Linked DNA regions of Mus musculus: regions 1, 2 and 3 are each linked to region 4. A link is a loop called in an ENCODE intact Hi-C map of the cell type or tissue named here. Cell type or tissue: left cerebral cortex. All regions are shown on one strand.

Region 1 (5,000 bases), 230 kb before region 4:
ATAAACTCAGGTTAACCTAAAATAGATAGTTGCTCACAAGTAGGTCCAAAGGCCTGTCTTTTTTGCTAATTTTAAATACTGTTATTGGAATTACCCATCACACTTCCCAAGATTAGAATATATTACAAAGTCAATATTTCAGTGTAGGTCTTGTATGTTAGCTCTTTTTCATGATATATTTCTCAGATATATTAACAATGGTATTTGAAAATGCTAGTGACTAAGGTAAAGAAAACGACTGATTTTCTCTAATAAAATAACTTAAATTTTTATCATTATCATTATTGTTGAGTTTTAACATATGATTAATTGATTCTACACAAGAATCTAATGAATGTACTAGTACATATTATTTGTTCCTATGTCTGGGGTTAATAAGTTACTCATCATATTTAATATATTAATATTCCTATATTTGTTTTTGTTAGTACAATATTCAGATATAAAAAGTATTTTGGGGGAGTTAGTTTTGAACCAAATGCAAGTAGGATAACATATAAATGTTCAAGTAGCTAAAATGGCTCTTCAGTTGTGATGGAATGTGCCTGTAATCTCAGCTCTTAGAAGTCTGAGACAGAATTTTTACAGAGCATGGAGAAACTCCATTAAAAACAAAACAAAACAAACAAACAAAACAGAAAACCTGGCAAAGCTCTAAGAGCACTGTGTCTTTTTAAAGTGGATGTGTGTTCACATCATTTATAAACTGTGCTTTGTAATTGTTACTTTCTCATTGTAAAGCTTTAACTGTAGCCTTCTAAATTGTAATGCTGTTTTGGTTTATGGATATCAAATAATTTATACCAAGTTATCAGTGAGGTGTTAAATAACTGTGGTAGCAAAATATGGTGCCTTAAGGAGCCACCAGTGCTTATGCCAAGGTTTGCCATTTGGGTGCCATCAACTACAGATGTATTGTGATTTGGACACCTATTGTCTACTGCAGTTAGCAATTTTTCTTTTCTACTTTATCCTAATAGTATCTTTGTCTGGCTATCCATCGTAAACAGCAGATGCCTGTAATATGTAATCATCTTTATAGTTGGGTAGTAACATTAATGTTTAAAGTTATTTTGCACTAATATAAAATTTGACACAAAAATAAGAAAAATAATCCTGACTTCTCTTTGAATATAGCTAACCACACTTATAAATATTGACATCTTCATTCTCTGCCTTCAGGCAGTTAGCTTTCATTACCCGGTCATCTACTTGCTAAGGTTCGTGAGCCTTTTCTGCCACTGTATTCTAATGTGCTCCTATACATTAGCATTTGCTTTCTCTATTTTTCTTTCAGGAGGCAGTACTATATTCATTTACTTAAAATTAAACTCGAACCATGCATGGTTGTATACTCCTTTAATCCAGCACTCTGAGAGACAGAAGCAGAAGGATTGCTATGAATTTGAGGCTAGACTGAACTTCATATCAAGTTTCAGTCCTAAAAACAAAAACCTTTGATTTTTATCTAAGTTTCCAGATGTTAGTAAAAATAAAGAAAATTCTAGACTAGTATTAATGCAAAAATGTTTTGAATCTTCTCATTTACCCTCATCTTGGTAAGAAATCTGGTGACAGTAAGGGAGAAAATGCTACCAACATGTCCAAGAAGTACTAGTAATGGTGGATTGTGTTATCCTGATGTTGTACTCAATGAAGGTATTCTTCAGAGGCTCTGTGGAGTTATATCACAGGTGACTCAGGCAGTGGCAATCTGTACAAGATATCTGCTGTGAGGTGGTATCTTATGTACATGGTAGGGAATCTGCATTTATGAAATCTCAACAGTATGGTTGTCTGTACAACAGTAAGACCTGTAAATGGCAACACCAGTTGCCATGTCAATGTATACCGGTAGAAATCTCACAAGTCCCAATCCCTAGATAAAAACCTGTGGGCAACTAATGACTTGTTGAGAGACTGACATCATTCTTCTCAAGGGATGAACCCCTGATAGGTTTTTCAATTCCAAGTGATCAGACCTAAATGCATATACATTTTAGCAATACTAAATGACCTCAGGAAGTTGTTTTTGTAAGTTTACATGTATAATGTATTATATTACATGTAATATATATTATGTATATACACATTATAATTGAAGATATGGGGGCATGGATTTGAGCAGGAATAGGATGGCATGGGAGGAGTTGGAGGGAGGGAAGGGAGGGAAAATAATATAGAATACTCACATATAAACTTCTCAAAAAAGAAAGAAGCTATATTCAACTTGACATTTTAGTGACAATGGTTATTAGAAGTTTGAATAATTTTAAAAAGGGGCAATGGAGATGGCTCAGTGGGTAAGCATACTTGTTGTGCAAGTATAAAGTCTTAGAGTTACAATTCCCAGCACCCAAATAAGAAGCTGGGTATGGAGGACCATTGCAGCTGGCTGACCACCAGTCAGCCTCATCCTTAGTGTGAGGCTCTGTCCCTAGGAAATAATGTGGAGAATGATTGAGTTGGGCACCTGATGCCTCTGCTGGCCCTGAGTCTGCATACAAGCATGTTTACCTGCAAACCATGTGAATGCACAAAACCACAGACATACATTATAAATACAGACTAAATATTTTAAAACTATTTTCTGGATCTTTACCTAAACCAGGGCACTTCTTGTGCTAAGATAGTATTAAAGGGAAGTTTTGACACTCTTTGGGCAGTGAACTCCAAGACACATGAAGTAGTGATGAATATTGTAAAGGGATCCTGAGCATGACCTGGTTCCACTACTGCACAGGTCATGTGTTAATTCAAGCCCTCCCCAGCCCCAGAGTTATTCAGCAGAACAGCTTTGAGTCCATTGCTAGATGAAGCCACTTTCTGCTTTCAGGTTTCTTTAAAATCCTATGCACAGTGTATTTTACCATTTTTTAGTGGATGCTTCTGAATTGGAGGATTATATAGAAATGAAGTTTGTCTTCATGCAAACAAGCTTTGGAAAGATGAAGGACAAGTCCTTGTGTTTGGGCTCTGCCCTCCTTGGCTCTGGAATGCAAAGCTGATAGTAAATGTCTGTTAACAGAAGGCAGTATTTGATCTTCAGGTCTGTGAATCCTCTTGCCACCAGGTGGCAGTGGAGAGGTGACCTTCAGGCTAAGGAAGCCTGTCAGTGGCTATCAGGGTCTAGGAGGTAGAGTCACAGAACTGCATATGCAGTTAGCATTGCAATGCCTTAGCATGTGGTGCCATTTATTTGCTATTCTAAATCTCCTTGTGAAATGTGTTACTTGGGCCTTATCACTTAAAAAGCATGAATGTTAACTGTGGAAACTTGTAAATTCAAAGGAAGTCCACATGACAGGGAAGGTATCTCAGTCAGCACAGTGCTCGCCCTGCAGCACTTCAGTTCCTGGACTGACGGTTTTGGTTTGGTTTTGTGCCAGGTATTAGATGCAGGCAGATCTCTGGTGCTTGCTGACCGGCCAACCTAGCCTGCAGCCTGATTTGCGTATTAACAAGAAAACTTTTCTCAACACAAACAACAGACAAAAATGTTGAGACACAACTGATGTGAGGTTGTCCTCTGCATCCCACATGCACCTGCACATGCATGTACCTTCACCCACACCTGCACACACACACACACACACACACACACACACAGTCCTTGACAATCTTGTTGCTTGGTTTCTAGTTCATTCCAGTAGCTGTTGTCGTGCTGTTGCTCATGAGTTGTTATCTATGGAGAGGGGTTAGTGACTAGAACATGTTCTAGATCTGATTGCCCATAGTCCTTCACATAGGCTCTATATGGCTCAAGCCAGATCAACAAGTCAATATGTGTTGATAACTATACTCTCCAGTTCTCTAAATGTCAGAAAATAGGCTTTCTTACCGCACCATTCAATGTCATAGGAGCTATTGCACTAGGCTGTGTGTATTAAATAGGAGCCATATATGGAATATGTAGATGCTTTCCTTTCGTACCTGCCTACCCTTTTCCTAGTCATTCTTTTTTTTATAACTGTACTTATTTTAGTGATCTGTGTTTACAACCAAATCAAGATGAAAAACTTTTAAGATGAAAGCTTTTTAAAGCTGTCTTCCTTTTGTTTGTCATGGCAATAGATGTTTTTGCAGTAGTATAACTATAAAAATTGAATATACAATGCTTTTCTACTTGGTTGTATGAGAGCAGGCAGTCCCTTTAGAAGTAGCTTTGAAGCATTGTTCCCATAGTCTAATAGGAAGCTGTGTGTACTTGTGTTTCTAAATGTAAGTATCCTGTGAACTTCTGTATCTGCAGTAAATATATCTATTCTGTGTACCTGTGTCCAAACAAAGCAATATGAGACAAATAAGCAAGCAAGCAAACAAACCCTCCAAAAATACCATTAAATTCCTTTTGTTTTTGCTTTTTATATGCTGGATTGGGAACTAGCAGTGTAAGATTTGCAGCAGCCCTGGACTGGATGTTGGTAAAACACAGATCCCAGCAGGACTGCTAGGGATAACCATCAGTGCTAGACAAGTTGCCCCCAGTAGGGAGCTGCTATAGCAGGCTCTGCTGGGCCTTAATGCCTGAGGAGCCTTCTAGTGCTTCCTTCCCTACCCCTCCCTCCCTCCCTCCTCCTCTTCCTCCCCCCCTCTCTCTCCCCCCCCCTCCCGGCTTCCTCCCTCCCCTCCCCACTCCCTCCTTCCTTTCTTCCTTCCTTTCTTTCTTTCTTTCTTTCTTTCTTTCTTTCTTTCTTTCTTTCTTTCAAGAGTTTAAGAAGGATTGGTTTCAAAGTCTGCTAATATTCTGCTGGAAATCTGTCTGCACCTGTTTGTTTGGTTGGTTTTGAGTTGGCAGGATTTTTATTGCTGTCTTACTCTCCCTCTGTGCTGTGTCTCTGCTTAGATTGTTGGACTCTTCTTGATTTAACTTTGGCAGTTTGGATGAGTCAAGGAACTCATCCATCTCTTAGATTTTCCAACTTAATGAAGTACATGTTTTCAAAGTATCCCCTTATACCATTCTGTATTTCTTGGTGTGTGTTGCTTTCCTGTTCGTT
Region 2 (5,000 bases), 510 kb before region 4:
TTCCAGGACAGTCAGGGCTACACAGTGAGACCTCATCACATTAAAAACAGCAGCAGCAGTAGCAACAGCAGCAACACCTAACGTTACTGCCAGCAAACACTTCTATTTCTAGGCATTCTTTCTCTCTGGTTTCCAAGTTTTGGGAATTTTGTATCTCTTCTTCTCTTCTACAACCTAAGATCCAAATTATTGACTAGACTGACAAGTCCCTTCAGACACAGACACGCTGCCTTAGCCGGACTCTGTCACATATCCAGGTAAAGGTCAGTAATAGAAAGGCACAACTCGCTCTCAGCTGCCGTCCACTTGCCAGGCTATGCAGCTGCCGTCCACTTTGAATATACATTTATCTTCAGCTTTGACTCAAAACAAGTAAGTAGTTTTAGCACTTCAGCACAAGGGGACTTTGTAATGCTCTATCACTATTTCAAAGGAAGAAAAAAGATTTCTAATGCCAAGTATGCTGGCATACACCTGTAACTGCATCTTTCACGAGGCTGGATGCGGCAGGGGAAGCTTGAGTTTTAGGCTATACTCAGTTACATAGCAATAAGCTGTTTAAAACATTTTTTTTTTCTTCTTTTAAGGTACAGAACTAGACAATCCAGGGCCTTGACAGGAACATTTCCCTTTACCTAGACCAGATTCTACTCTAGAGAGCTTTTGTAACTGTGATTAATGTCAAGACTTCCCTAATTAAGGCTCATCTTCCATTTCAAAGTGAAAACCAATGAGAAAACCTGGACTTGATGGCTTATAAGCATCACCTACACACCACACTCACACTTTGTGACTCTGAAACAACACTATTCACTTAAGCTTTTGCTGTGTGTGTGTGTGTGTGTATGTGTGTGTATTGGGCAAAGACAGCGTCTTGTGTGGCCAAGGCTGGCCTCTTAACTATATAGCCACTACGGCCTTGATCTTCCTATCTTCAACTCCTGAGTGCTGGGAATTCAGGAGTACACCAAAATGTCTAGCCAAAATTTTTATATATGATCACTTAAATAAGACTCCTTAACATAAACCTACATGATATACCAAGTCTTTTCTGCCAAGGCTCTGACACTATAGTTTGTCCTATTCTGGAGTTAGGTAAGCAAAGGGCTATTTAGGTGTGGATTGCAAAGAGAGAATAGCAAGACAACCTGCCCATTCTTTGCCACACCTCACTAATCAGTGTCCCTTGGAAAGCACTGTAAATATGGAGGTTTCTTTTTGTATTATGTAGTAGTGGATTTAACTTGAGGAGCCCCAAAAGGGGTCAGCAAAGCATGGGAAATCTAAGAATTTAACACTTCAGTGACTTTTAATCACCTACAGATCCAGGAAAATAAGCCTGTCTCTTAACTCCTTCTTTGTATCTAGTATGCTGCAGCTCTGTCTACCAACATTGCTATAAAATAGGAGTTAAAGTTAAACAAACAAATAAACAGTTATTTTGTGTGTGGATATGTATGGGCACGCACATGCTGCCGGTCACAGGTCAGAAGACAAATTGTGGGATTCAGCTCTCTCTTTTTACAACGTGAGTTCCCGGGGTCGGAACCTTGGTTGTAAGAGCGCTGAGCCATCTCATCATCCTAGTTTAAAAAGCCAGAATAAATCGCAGTGCATAACAATTCAGACTAGCGACAAGGGACCTTGGCGAACGGTGAAAATTCCCCCCTTTCTCTGGCTATCAAATCCAAGTCGTCCTGGCTTTTCACAGTCCTGTTCCCAAAGGCCGGGTTCCAAATAGGTTAAGAGAGGTCATCCGTTCTTCCCTATGCATAACTAGCTGGCCCTCGACTCTAGCTCATTGGTTTACCCAAGTTTTCTCCTAATCTGCAGAGATCAAGTCCGAGAACAGCCTGGGTCTCCAGACAGAGCAGGCTCCGGGAGGCAGCGAGTGGAACCTTCGGATAAGAACGCAAACCGCAGGCCTGAGCCTCTGTGGGCAGCACAACTTCCCTGAGCCGGTTTCCCTACCCTCAACTAGGGGGAAACGTCTCACCTCGGGGCCGCGGGGAGCTCGTTGGAAAAGCGACCACTGCCCACTAAACGCGGCTCCACCGCCGCCCAGAGGCCCCACGGCGAGGGCTGGATGGCGAAAAAGCCGCGCCAGGGCAGGACCCTCCCCCACGCCCCCGCCCGGGTCGGAGCGCTGCTACCATTCCGGAAATGCCTGGGGAAAGCCAGCGTCTTCCGCTTCCTCGAGCAGCCAGCATCCCACTGCTCACCCGCCGTGCCGCTGCGCCTCTCGCTCCGGCTGTGCTTTCCCCGGTGGCCACTCACGAACTCACTTCCGGCTCTGTCCGTCTGTGGCGTCCCCTCATCTGCCCTCCGATGTCGACACTAAGGTGTCTGCAAGTTCCGAGGCTGGTGAGTTCCGGGTGCCTTGCTGTCTGCTTCCTGTTGGGAGCAGCAGGGGCTCCCCAAGTCTCCATTGTGTCTCCAAAAAATCATCCGGAGAAGACATTAATGACGATTGTCAGTATGATTACGAGAACTGATGAAAATATGCAATTAATGATTAAAATAAAAATGTAAAGTTTATTTTTATTTGATATGCATTGGTGTTTTGCTTGCATATGCACATCCGTGCGGGGGTGTCAAATTCCCTGGAACTGGGGATAGTTGTGAGCTGCCATATGGGTACTGGGAATTGAACCCAGGTCCTTAACCACTTAACCAGCCCAATAATTAAAATAATTTAAACATTTCAGATAGCAGGCTTTTTCAGTGTTAGCAACATCTGTGAGCGGGATGGTGGCTCTTACCAGGAATCAAGCAATCAGAAGGTTGAGACAGCGAGTTAGAGGTCATTCAGGGCTACATAGTGAATTTCATTCCAGCTTGGGACTATAGGCTATACAAGACAAAACAAAACAAAGCACCTTTTAAAATTTTGAAGACCACACTACTTGTGTTAATGTATCTGGAAGATAATATGTAATTTTTTTAGAGTATTAGAATTATGGAAGTTTTAAAATAGTTTTGATGACTTTATTAGCATACCGTTTTTTAATAGCCTGGTATGGTGGCTCACAACTTTGATCTCGGCACTTGGGAGGCAGAGAAAGGCAGATTTCAGTGAGTTCGAGGCCAGCCTCATCTGCACATTGAGTTCCAGAATAGCCAGCCAGAGCAAAATAGTGGGATCCTGTCTTAAAAAAAAAAAAAAATATATATATATATATATGTATGTATATATTCAGATTGTCTCATTATGTAGCCAAGGCCATCCTGGAACTCACTGGAACTCACTGTGGACCCAGGCTGGCCTCAAACTTATGTTTTTAAGCCATCCTTTTGTTACCAAGACTGGCTATGACAGCCCCAACTTGTCAACGAGACAAGTAAGAAACCTATAAGATGGCTCAGCAGGCAGACAGTGGCTGCCAAGCTGGCCATGTGAACACAAAAGAAATGAAAATAAAAATGTAATTAAAAGAGATAATACTAAAAAGCAGAGGAAGGAGATTTATTTAGTGTGCTCACATATGGTAGAGGAACATCTAAAGAGGCCCAGTGACTGCTCCCACACATATTTGGGGTCTGATATGAGGCTTAGGTTTAAGGAGAAAACTCTTGTCCCCTTTACCAGGCATTTAAAGTGAACTACAGATCTGCTTATTTGGGGCTCAGCCTCTCAAGGGGAGTTGAGGTCACTCTCCCTCAGGGAGACAAGCCCGCAGTCCTGGGTTCTGGCCCATGACGTTCCAGCAGGTGCTTCCTCCCAGAATGCTTCCCTGGGTCAAACCCAGAGCCACAAAGGCTTCCATTAGACCATTCTGGTAAGTGACAGAGTCACAGAGCCCAGAAAGCCTGGGAGGGTGGTGAGCAGGAACCAGGGGTGCAGTGACCCTCTCCCCAAAGCAGGGAGGAGAGTGCTTCCCAGCTGGTCAGGGCCCAGGAGCAGTGGCTGTAGGGGGCAGGGTGCTGCAGGTCTGGAGCCATGGCCTGGACGTCTGTCCTGCTCATGCTGCTGGCCTATCTCACAGGTAAGGAAACTCTTGGGGCCCAGGGCTTCTTTGCTCCTCCTATGGCCTTGCTCTGCCCCAGTGATGGACATGCTTCTATCTTCTCAGGTTGTGGCCCTCAGCCCATGGTGCATCAGCCACCATTAGCATCTTCTTCCCTTGGAGCCACCATCCGCCTCTCCTGTACCCTGAGCAACGACCATAACATTGGCATTTACAGCATTTACTGGTACCAGCAGAGGCCGGGCCACCCTCCCAGGTTCCTGCTGAGATACTTCTCACACTCAGACAAGCACCAGGGTCCCGATATCCCACCTCGCTTCTCCGGGTCCAAAGATACGACCAGGAACCTGGGGTATCTGAGCATCTCTGAACTGCAGCCTGAGGACGAGGCTGTGTATTACTGTGCCGTGGGGCTCCGGAGCCAGGAAAAGAAGAGGATGGAGAGGGAGTGGGAAGGAGAAAAGTCGTATACAGATTTGGGATCTTAGGCTCTGGAGACATTCAGACCCTGAACTGAAGACAGAGTTTGCTTTGCTCGGCTAGTCTGGTATGGGAAGGAGGGGTAGAACGTGAGGTTTTGCAGAGCCTAGAAGATGGAATTATGCAGCTTTTCCTTGTTCTGCGGTGTTGCTATGAGCCCCCATTGGAGGCTGGATTGTAGAATTAAAGCTGTTTTTACTGAATTTGGTCTGGCTGGTTTGTGATCTCAGAACAAGTTTAAGAGCTGGCTAGGTCAAAGGTCATGCTCAGTTTGGCCAGGTACCCATCTCTGAGGCAGAACATTTGTCTGAACCCTATTGTTATGATCACGGGGCAAATGGATGATAAAAGCATCTTGGAGGGGGACCTTCTTGCAAAGGATGGGGTCTCCTGTTGTCATCTCCACAGTTACCGAGCAAAGGAGCCCAGCAAATGCCATCCCTGGGCCTCTACTTTGGGGGAGAGCAGGTGCCAAGTGACAGGTGTGGAGCAGGTTTACCTCATTGTTACTAGAGTGATGATTTGGGATGGACAGACCTTTGTGTTACCTAG
Region 3 (5,000 bases), 200 kb before region 4:
GACTCTGGCAAAGCCTCACAGGAGACAGCTATATCTGGGTCCTTTTAGCAAAATCTTGCTGGCGTATGTAATAGTGTCTGCATTTGGTGGCTCATTATCGGATGGGCCCCTGGGTGGTTTATTAACTGTCTTAGGGTTTCTATTCCTGCACAAACATCATGACCAAGAAGTAAGTTGGGGAAGGAAAGGATTTATTCAGCTTACACTTCCACATTGCTGTTCATCACCAAAGGAAGTCAGGACTGGAACTCAAGCAGATCAGGAAGCAGGAGCTGATGCAGAGGCCATGGAAAGATGTTCCTTACTGGCTTGCTTCTCCTGGCTTGCTCAGCTTGCTTTCTTATAGAATGCTACCAGCCCAGGGATGGCACCACCCACAATGGGCCCTCCCACCTTGATCACTAATTGAGAAACTGACTTACAGTTGGATCTCATGGAGGCATTTCCTCAACTGAAGCTCCTTTCTCTGTGATAACTCCAGCCTGTGTCAAGTTGACACACAAAACCAGCCAGTACATTAACTATGTAGAAGAGTTACTAGACGGGGCATTTTAAGAGTCTTAAATTCTCAAGTCTTAAAGTAAGAGCTTTGGAAATTGAGAGTGTATTTATTTATAGTGAATTTTAGAAGCTTGGAATGGTCAATGATTTTAACCATTATACTATTACTTCTCTCACAAAATTTTCTTTAATATTTCCATCTTTTAAAAAAGTAGTCAAATAAGGAAGGAGACTAGCTGCATATGTATCAAAAGATGGCCTAGTAGGCCATCACTGGAAAGAGAGGCCCAGTGGACACGCAAACTTTATATGCTCCAGTACAGGGGAACACCAGGGCCAAAAAGTGGGAATGGGTGGGTAGGGGAGTGGGGGGGGGAGGGTATGGGGGACTTTTGGGATAGCATTGGAAATGTAATTGAGGAAAATACGTAATAAAAAAATTACAAAAAAAAAAGAATGGGTAATGGGAACATAAGATACAATATGTCATATTATACCTGAAGTCTAAAGAATAAATAAGCTTAAAACATTATAAATAAACTATGATCCTTTCTTTTTCTTAGGATCTTTGTACTGGATCTATCTGTCTTTCAACACCTTATACTCATTTTAATAATCTCTTGTAGTAAGAGTTTATGCTGTTTTTGCCCAAATAGTTCATCCACATTTCTTGACAATATTATTTTCAGGTTTCTTCTCCTTTTGTAGTCATTGTTGCTGAAATGAAATTCTGATGGGTTTTGTTTTTCAAGAGATATTAATAGTTGTGTGGTTTTCTCTCTCTAAAACTAAATGCTGACACTTTAAAGCAACATCCTACTTGGTTCTTTTGATTATTCTTATAGGGATAAATTTATTCCAGCTACAAGGGATACTTATATTTGTCCTTTTAATATTACAAATATTATATATTTTTGCCAATAAGAGAGCTCTGAAATGTTTGGTATAGAGTGCTGATAAAGGGAGGGAGGGCAGGTGAGCCTGCAGTACTGTGTGCAGTACTGATAAAGGGAGGGAGGGCAGGTGAGCCTGCAGTACTGTGTGCAGTGCTGATAAAGGGAGGGAGGGCAGGTGAGCCTGCAGTACTGTGTGCAGTGCTGATAAAGGGAGGGAGGGCAGGTGTGCCTGCAGTGCTGTGTGCAGTGCTGATAAAGGGAGGGAGGGCAGGTGAGCCTGCAGTACTGTGTGCAGTGCTGATAAAGGGAGGGAGGGCAGGTGAGCCTGCAGTACTGTGTGCAGTGCTGATAAAGGGAGGGAGGGCAGGTGAACCTGCAGTGCTGTGTGCAGTGCTGATAAAGGGAGGGAGGGCAGGTGAGCCTGCAGTGCTGTGTGCAGTGCTGATAAAGGGAGGGAGGGCAGGTGAGCCTGCAGTGCTGTGTGCAGTGCTGATAAAGGGAGGGAGGGCAGGTGAGCCTGCAGTACTGTATGCAGTGCTGATAAAGGGAGGGAGGGCAGGTGAGCCTGCAGTGCTGTGTGCAGTCTACCTGCTTTGTTTTCTTTTTATGTTTATCTTAACTTTTTTATCTTGTCCTTTTAAAAGTTTACTTTCTTGTAGTATTTTTAGTGCCCATGGAAAGAATTATCCCAGTGTGTGTTTTCTGTGTGGTAGGATTGATTTGCTTTTCATACTACAATCTTATTTTCTGACTTTTTAGTGAATGCAACTGAGAAACTGGCAGTTTCCCTGCTGAGTCAGCATGTAATCTTCATGTGTGCAGAAACAAATTTAAGTCAGTCATTGCAAACCTAAGATATTGCAAGCTTCTCATGAACACCTAAGGCTTTAGATATATTCATTAAAAACCTTCATAGCCTCTCCTCCCATTCAACAAAGAACAAAAAATAAAAATAAAAATAAAAAATAAATCAGTTTTTTCTTTAAACATTTGCTGTTTAAAACTTTACTTTATTTCCAATATAAGATATTCAGTATATTTAAATATATTTGTCTTTAAAAATCCCTAAACATACAAAACCAGTTTTCAGTTCTGTGGGCAATTATAGATCAGGAAATGACCCGCTGACGAAGCTTGCTTTTCTACACCATGCTATCTTGACTTTGCAAGTGAACTTTTCTGTTTGTGCAGTTATGTTTCTGCGACCTTTCATCCTTAGTCAGCAGCATGGCTCTCTGAAACATTAGGACTTTGTCCTGGCAAGCGTCAATTTGTAGAAAGCTTTTAGTTGGTCTGCACTGCCTGGTTTATATAGCCAAACACCTGCTGAGCAAGCCCTGTGAGTAACTGTGCATGCTTCTCCACTGGGGCTTTGCAGGGCGGGAGCACAAAGACTGTGATTGTTACCCAAGAAGCCTGAGTCACACACTTCTACCAATCGCCTTAGGAGGGCTGGTTACCATGGAATCCACCATCTGTTCACTCCCCGCTGCCGGAATGTGATTATCCTTTGGGGCTGGGAACATAGGGTTAGCAGGGGAGCCTGTGTAGTGTGAGATTATCGGCAGTGCACTGGGCTATTGGGAGATTTCATTCTGCTCACTGGAAGAACAAATGAAGGGAGTTGTTCTCCAGCCATTTGTGACTTGTAATCACAAGGAATAAATCAGCTTTTCTAAGGTAAGTAACCTAGCATTGCATATCTGATTTGTACGGCATTTAGTGTGAGCATATCTCTCTGTGGTCAAGGAAAGGAAGCACTAAGCTCTTGGGTAAGAACGCCCCCACCTCAAAGCTTGCACACTTGCCTTTTATTAATTTTAGGCAGCCTGTACAATTACATGTTGGAATTATCCTGTAATGCTTAAGAATATTTCCTGCCTGTGAATGTGTACTGTGATTCTTGAATGTTGCAGATAGACAGTCATCTCGTAATGGCTTCTACAGTGAATTACACCAGTGTTCTTGCTGAAATACACCCAGGGCTACAGCATGCTCAATGTTTGTTCTTATTTGAGAAATGACTCCATCAGTGGCATTTGTAGATTATACTCAAATTAAGGTTAATGTTGGGCCACATGTTTTAAGTGTGGTGCTGATGTAGTGTTTCAGAGCCTGTGGAAACAATGTGACAGGGCTGTAGTGACAGATGGCTCAGCCATAGGGAGGGGTAAACCAAGGAAGATGGCTTGCTTTTCAAGGGCTTCCTTTGTCATTGTTATTTCTTTTGTCCACAGCTACTTAAAATGTGTGTTGCATATTGTAAGCTGCGGATGGAAATTTTAGTTTTAACAAATGGATGACTGACATTTTTCCTTGTGGCTCAGAGGTTGGTAGCTCAAACAAGGCACTACTATGTCTTTTGTAAGGCAGCATTGTGTCTCCTTCCCCCAAACTGTGACCTAAATTATAAAAGTGTAAAATAAAACGAGCTGTATGCTCTGGAGACTTCTTTTGTGTCAGTGTTCCTGCCCTTGACACCCCAGCATTAGCACCCTGAGTTTAGCAGATCTGCCATTTTGTGTGCTGTATGAAAGACTGTAATTAGAGGTTTTGCCTGTGCAGTTCAGTCAAACTTGAACCATGTTGTATTCTTGGGTGTGCATCTTAGTGAGCCAGTGGCTACCTAGAGAACTAGAAACAGTCAGTGGGCACAGGAACTATGCTTTTTTTCTTTCTTTTAACAGGACAGAATGAGTTGACCGTAGTATTAGTCAAGGAAACATGCTTTATTTCATTAAGAGTTTTTGAAGACTGTTTTGTGGATTCCTGGTATTAACTCTAGTTGATGTAGTATTCTGCACTTACAGTTTTTGAAATATGCAAATTAATCTAGGTACATACTATCTTTAAGAAACAGCTTTCAACAATGGTAGACATGTATCTACTTGAAAGCTTCTTTAATAACTATAGTTTGAAGCTAATCTTGTGTAATTGAGGAAAAATTACTTCAAAATCAATAAACAATTTAAGGTTTATAAGGTCGAATCATGTACATTTGTGGCATTATTGTTGCTTTAATTACCCTGTATCTTGGAAACCAGAACTGGGGTAGTGGTGAAGTTGGGCCTTAGCTGTAGTTACTTAGGCCATGGAGTGGGTAACTAAAACCTCACTTCACCAGGTGCCTGTGTGTGAGTGAGCTGCTGCTTCCCAGTTCCAGTTAGCAAGGCGGTGCTTGTAAGTAGATGTCCGTCAGGGTTGTAGGTGTTGGCAGGTAGACTTGAAAGCACGTTCATTAAGATCCTGTTTGTTCAAGTTTCAAGCATAACAAATAATAAACACACAAAGTTTAAGTGTGATGAAAATCTTTTAGAAAAATCTTCACATAGAAAAGGAATAGGAAACATGGCCTGGCTTGATATAAAACAGTCCCAGTGCCCAGCTATCTTACCTACAGGAGCTCAAAACCCTCACAGAATCCCAGACAGATATGGACTAGTGGCAAGAAGGGCAATTAATCCTAAAGGGTTAATTGAGCAGTGATTCACTGACAACTTTATAATGGAATTTTTATTCTGCCTTATGTAAATAACCTGATGAGTATTTTCCTTTTCTAGAGTTAAAAAATATCTATATCTGGGTACACTTAAGACATACTCC
Region 4 (5,000 bases):
TGAGTTAGGAATGGGGGCCTGTGTCTACTTTCAGATTATCTTTGTGTGTGTGTGTGTGTGTGTGTGTGTGTGTGTGTGTGTGTGTGTGTGTGTGTAATAATATTTAGGCCTCATCCCTTCCTGTTTCTTTCCTCTTATGTCTGATTGCTCTGGGCAATCCTGGCAGTAATGTACTGGTAGACTTTCTTAAGCACTGCCTGTGGGATTATTTTTTCTCTTACAAAAAGCTACATGATAATATATAAGACTATATGTGTTCTGTTACCAGAGAAAAGATAATTTGAGTAGGAACATATACCATACCAATCTATGACATGTTGGCTTTGGTAATATGTATGTATATCAATTTTACCAAACTAGCTCTTAGCACACAGTAAAAGACAAAGGAAAATCAAGTATAAATGCATCATTTTTCCTAGGGTACTTTATTTATCTCTGGCTAGGCTGGAGCTCACTATGGAGACAATAGAGCTGACTCTTGCCTCTGCCTTCTCAGTCTGAGGTTACATATATGCTGCTGCACTTGGTTTTGGATTCTGAAATCTTTGTTTTTAAAAGACAAAAGGGAAGGTCACAACATTTGCCAAGATGTCCAAAAATCACTTCTGGATCTTCAGAGTCTTTCATTTATGTGTTTTTCAAAACTTATTAACCAGCCACCATCTGTGTTCTGAACAGTAAAGCCTGTCTCCTATGGCATATGTTGCAGGTGAATGGTAAGTAACCCCTCCAGTTATACAATCCACAACTTTGTGACTATGAGTGCTCATGGCTATCATGAATAGATAGCAACAAGTTTTGCTTGGCTTTTCACTCCTCTCAGGCTGGGGAGTTTGTGGCTCTGAGTTACTGTTTTATTTATGTTTAACAGTCTTAAAATCCAGTATATTGTGATTATTTTGGTACCCTCATTACCCTCTGATATTCCCCCTTCCTTTCTAGGACTCCTTCTTCCCACCTATTAGTCCTAGTGGGTATACTAATAGAAAAAGCTAATCCCCAACTCCAGCAAACATTCACAGTTACTGCTCCTTTAGAAAGAATGGAGCTTCATGGGCACCTCCTGTTTCTATGATAGATAGCTGGAGGGCCCAATCTTGTGCAGGTATATAGTGCTATGTATTCAGGCTACAACTACAGCTTTGTAAGTAGATGACAGCTGCTCAATCCTTGGTTTCTTATATTCTTTCTGCCTTCATTTCTGCATTGTACCTTAAGTCGTAGTTGGTGTGTGTGATACGAATGTCTAGTTCTAAGGGCTTATCATTCACTCTCAGAACTTTGACCAGATAAACTCTCTTGGTGGGTAGGCTGGAGCGGTAGAAATGTCTGGAGACATTCTTTTAAGTTTTCCTATAGTTTCCTTGATTGCTCTTCATAAAGTAGTACTTCTCATAAGGAAATGACATTGGTTAATTAATAGACTCTATCCCTATTTTGGAAGGGGGGGGGGGTTCGAGACAGGGTTTCTCTGTGTAGCCCTGGCTGTCCTGGAACTCATTCTGTAGACCAGGCTAGCCTCGAACTCAGAAATTCGCCTGCCTCTGCCTCCCAAGTGCTGGGATAAAGGCATGCGCCATCACTGCCCGGCGACTCTATCCCTTCTTATAAACACAGGATTTCACTATGTAGTACAGACCTTGTTAACCTTTTGTCTAAGTCTTCCATGGTTGTCCATAAAATTGGTGTGTCCCAACTCCTGGAGGCATACTCATACATAACACTCTAACAATCATTATTCATCTAGCTGTTAGCTAGCATTTTGACTATAGTAGACTCAGATTCACGGTCTCAGCTTCCTTACCCGCCCAGTTCAGGTCGATACCTGAAACCTTCTAGAATAGGCCTTCGCGTTCCACTCAGCCTGAACTACATCTCCCGGCAGCCTTTGCGCGCCCACCTCTGTCGTGGCGCGTGGCCTGCCGGGAGCGGGCTGGGTGCTGGCCCGGCCCAATGGGTGCGGGCTCCCGAGGAAAGGGCGGAGGAGAAGAGGAAGCAAGCGGGCTGTGGGTCGAGTCCCCATTCATTGCAGTGGCCTGCTGGGTTGGGGGTCCAGTGTTTCGGGGGTCATGGAGGCGCTGATCCCGGTCATCAATAAGCTGCAGGACGTCTTCAACACAGTGGGTGCGGACATCATCCAGCTGCCTCAGATCGTCGTAGTGGGAACGCAGGTAAGATGAGGCCGCGATTGCGAGGCCTGGCTCGGCCGCAGGCCTGCAGGTGTCGCCAGGAGGAGGCCGGCAGCTCGGCGCTCCGCTCTGCTCCCGGGCGCTCAGCGGGACTGAGTGGCCCTGCAGCCTACAGCCCGGCGCGGCTTGGCCCAAGGGCACTCGGGGGACGCGCGGGCGGGCGTGTGGGCGGCTGTCGCTTCCTTCCGGCCGCTGAGGACGCGACGGACTCAGGAGTTGCTGTGAGCAGACAGGCAGCAAGCTAGTGGTGAGTCGGTGGCCCACGGAGCTATTACAAAGTAAAAATAAGATTAAAAGAAAATCCCGGGTGTAGTTGGAGGCCTAAAGTTAGGAAGGAGCACCATGACTTTGGTGTTTGTAATTTTGTTACTGTGACCCAAATTTGGTATAAGGTTCTCAGGCCTTATGTGGGGTATTGGCGATAAGTCCAAATTTTGTATGAAAGAATGTTGAATAGATATCTAGAATAGCAGAGATATGTGAGTTTCATTTTTTAAAAAAATGCCTGCTTTGAACTGAAGAGGAGCAACAGAACTTTAGGGGAGGAGGGCGTTTTTTGTTGGTTTTGTTTGTTTTAATGTTTGTGAGTACGCCGTCGCTGTCTTCAGACACACCAAAAGAGGGCATCAGATCCCATTATGGATGGTTGTGAGCCACCATGCCACCATGTGGTTGCTGGGAATTGACTTCTGGAAGACCATTCAGTGCCTCTATCCTCCTGGGGAGAATTGTTTTGTTTTGTTTTTGTTTTTGTTTTTTTTTGGGGGGGGGGCGTCGAGACAGGGTTTCTCTGTATAGCCCTGGCTGTCCTGGAACTCACTTTGGCCAGGCTGGCCTCGAACTCAGAAATCCGCCTGCCTCAACCTCCCGAGTGCAGGGATTAAAGGCGTGTGCCACTACACCTGGCGAGAATTGTTTTTGAGATGAGCCCTACTCTGTACTTCAAGCTGGCTAAGAATTTACCTTGTTACCTGAATTGGCTGAAACTCATAGCACTCCCCCTGCTTCAGCTCCCTTGACTGAAAAACTACCATGCCCAGAATTTTTTTTTTTTTTAATTTTTATGATGTGAGTGTTTTCCCTGGTGCTGGTTAGAAGAAAGTATATGATCCCCGAAACTGGAGTTACAAATGATTGTGAGATGCCATGTGGGTGCTGGAAACCAGGTCCTCTAAAAGAGCAGCCTTTGCTCTTAACCTCCAAGCCATCTCCCCAGCCCCTTTATAAACATACTTTTAGGTGCTCCCATTTGTTAATATTCTTTTCTTCTGAGGTGATGGGTGATTTCTCTGTTTTCCATGGGTTGTATGGCTACATCTTAACTACAGAAAGTGTATAAATATTATAAGAAGAAATAAATTAGAGGATATCCATATACTTCAAACCATCCTGTAGTTTATTATTATTATTGGCCTTTAAATATTTAAAGCAGTAGGAATTATTTTGGGGCCATTTGCTGGGTTGGCATAGATAGTTTTCGGACAGTCATGTCTGCATAATCCAGCATTAACACTTGATGTTGGCTGTGCCCGAAGACCAAATTATCAAGTGTACTATTTGGTTTTTTGTTTGTTTTGGTATTTTGTTCCTGCGATCTTATAGAAGATTTTCAGTGATGCATATTATTCATTGTAACGAGATATTTAGTTTTTAAGTTAATTTTTACTTTATGAATATTTGCCTGTGTTTATGTATATGTATATGTATCAAATGCCTGTTAATTCCTTTGGAAGCCAGAAGAAGGCAACTGATCTTCTGGAACTTGCCATACAAATGGTTGTGAACTGCCATGAACATGCTGGGAACTGAACTTAGGTCCTTTGCAAGAGCAACAAGTTCTCTTAACTGCTGAAGTATCTCTTCATTGGGACTTTTATAATAAGAACTATTTTTTGTAAATAAAATGAGAAAAGATGACTTAGTTAATTTTCTTTCATAACAATCAAGAATTGTGATCTAGCTTTAGAGCAGAAACCTTATACTCTTAAGAGATTTCCAAGTACATTTTAACCAGTAAAAGAATCAGGGATATAGTGAATCAGATTAAAGAGATTAAAATCAAGATGGGCTTTCTTACACACAACAGTGTTAGCCAGTAGAGGAGTAATGGAGGGAAGAAGGAAGGCCTTTGAAACTCAGCTTTGATGATCTTACTATCTAAAATTTAATTTAATTCACTTAAATCAACATTTCTTAGCCATTTTGACTTATTCTTTTGAGAACAGAAGAATAGATTCTTTTGAGAAACTATTGTCCATTATTTGAATGAGTTTTTTTGACCCTTGAGGTTTTTTTTTTTTTTTTTTCAGTTCTTTATATCTTCTGTATATTAAGTTTCCCTCAGCAATATAGCTGGCAAGATTCTCTCCCATCCTATGAATTTTCTCTTCAGTTGTTCTACAGAAGCTTTTTAGTTTTATGAGGTCCCACTTGCTAGTTTTAATTCTTAGACAAATGGAATCCTATTCAGAAACTCATTTTCTCTACCTATATCCTGTAAGGAACTGCCCACGTTTTCTTCTAGCAGTCTCAGGGTTTCAGATTTTACATTTAGGTCTTTGATCCATTTGCAGTTAGATTTTTGTGCAAGGTGATAGACAGATATGATCCTCATTTTGTTTTTCTACATGTGGACTTCCAGTTTTCTTAGCACTATTTCTTGAAGATGCTATCTTTTCTTCACTGCATGTTTTTGGCATCTTTGTCAAATATCAGAAGGTGGCTGTAGTCACATGTCCTCCTGTTTTTGTTTTCTTTGTTCTGTTGGTCTATGTATCTCTTTTTGTGCCATTACTTTACTAAGGCTCTATA

Evidence for each region. A loop is a pair of places that touch in the nucleus more often than their neighbours do. Peaks named below come from ENCODE experiments on the same cell type or tissue, not always from the same donor. Only the 100,000 strongest peaks of a DNase experiment are listed, where the experiment ranks them.
Region 1: a loop joins it to region 4, with 2.5 times the contacts of the local background. A loop is called at or near these places in 14 of 42 quality-filtered maps.
Region 2: a loop joins it to region 4, with 4 times the contacts of the local background. A loop is called at or near these places in 3 of 42 quality-filtered maps.
Region 3: it touches region 4 in a loop (3-fold over the local background); 3 of 42 quality-filtered maps call a loop at or near these places.

The regions. Positions count from the first base shown.
Region 1 is chr16:16,582,924-16,587,923 of GRCm38, reverse strand. The region is part of intron 1 of Fgd4 (FYVE, RhoGEF and PH domain containing 4); the gene reads left to right. Among named protein-coding and RNA genes, the nearest start is that of Fgd4, 15 kb to the left of the region's middle. In left cerebral cortex, a CTCF peak has its summit at 3,071 (motif pointing right); a DNase peak (open chromatin) is centred at 3,080.
Region 2 is chr16:16,868,052-16,873,051 of GRCm38, reverse strand. Vpreb1 (pre-B lymphocyte gene 1) reads left to right here and starts at 3,797. Exons shown (of 2, transcript NM_016982.2): 1 at 3,797-3,986; 2 at 4,074-4,651. The coding sequence starts at 3,941. The coding sequence ends at 4,456. It overlaps Top3b (topoisomerase (DNA) III beta), which reads right to left and starts at 2,316. Exons shown (of 18, transcript NM_011624.3): 1 at 1,997-2,316. In left cerebral cortex, a CTCF peak has its summit at 2,377; DNase peaks (open chromatin) are centred at 1,909 and 2,299; H3K4me3 peaks cover 1,731 bases; H3K27ac peaks cover 1,272 bases.
Region 3 is chr16:16,558,114-16,563,113 of GRCm38, reverse strand. The region is part of intron 1 of Fgd4 (FYVE, RhoGEF and PH domain containing 4); the gene reads left to right. Among named protein-coding and RNA genes, the nearest start is that of Fgd4, 39 kb to the left of the region's middle. In left cerebral cortex, a CTCF peak has its summit at 2,755; DNase peaks (open chromatin) are centred at 2,846, 3,308, 3,505 and 4,596; H3K4me3 peaks cover 2,588 bases; H3K27ac peaks cover 1,894 bases.
Region 4 is chr16:16,355,935-16,360,934 of GRCm38, reverse strand. It overlaps Dnm1l (dynamin 1-like), which reads left to right and starts at 1,904. Exons shown (of 21, transcript NM_001360008.1): 1 at 1,904-2,171. The coding sequence starts at 2,070. In left cerebral cortex, CTCF peaks have their summits at 2,253 (motif pointing right) and 2,836 (motif pointing right); DNase peaks (open chromatin) are centred at 1,944, 2,323 and 2,831; H3K4me3 peaks cover 1,796 bases; H3K27ac peaks cover 1,044 bases.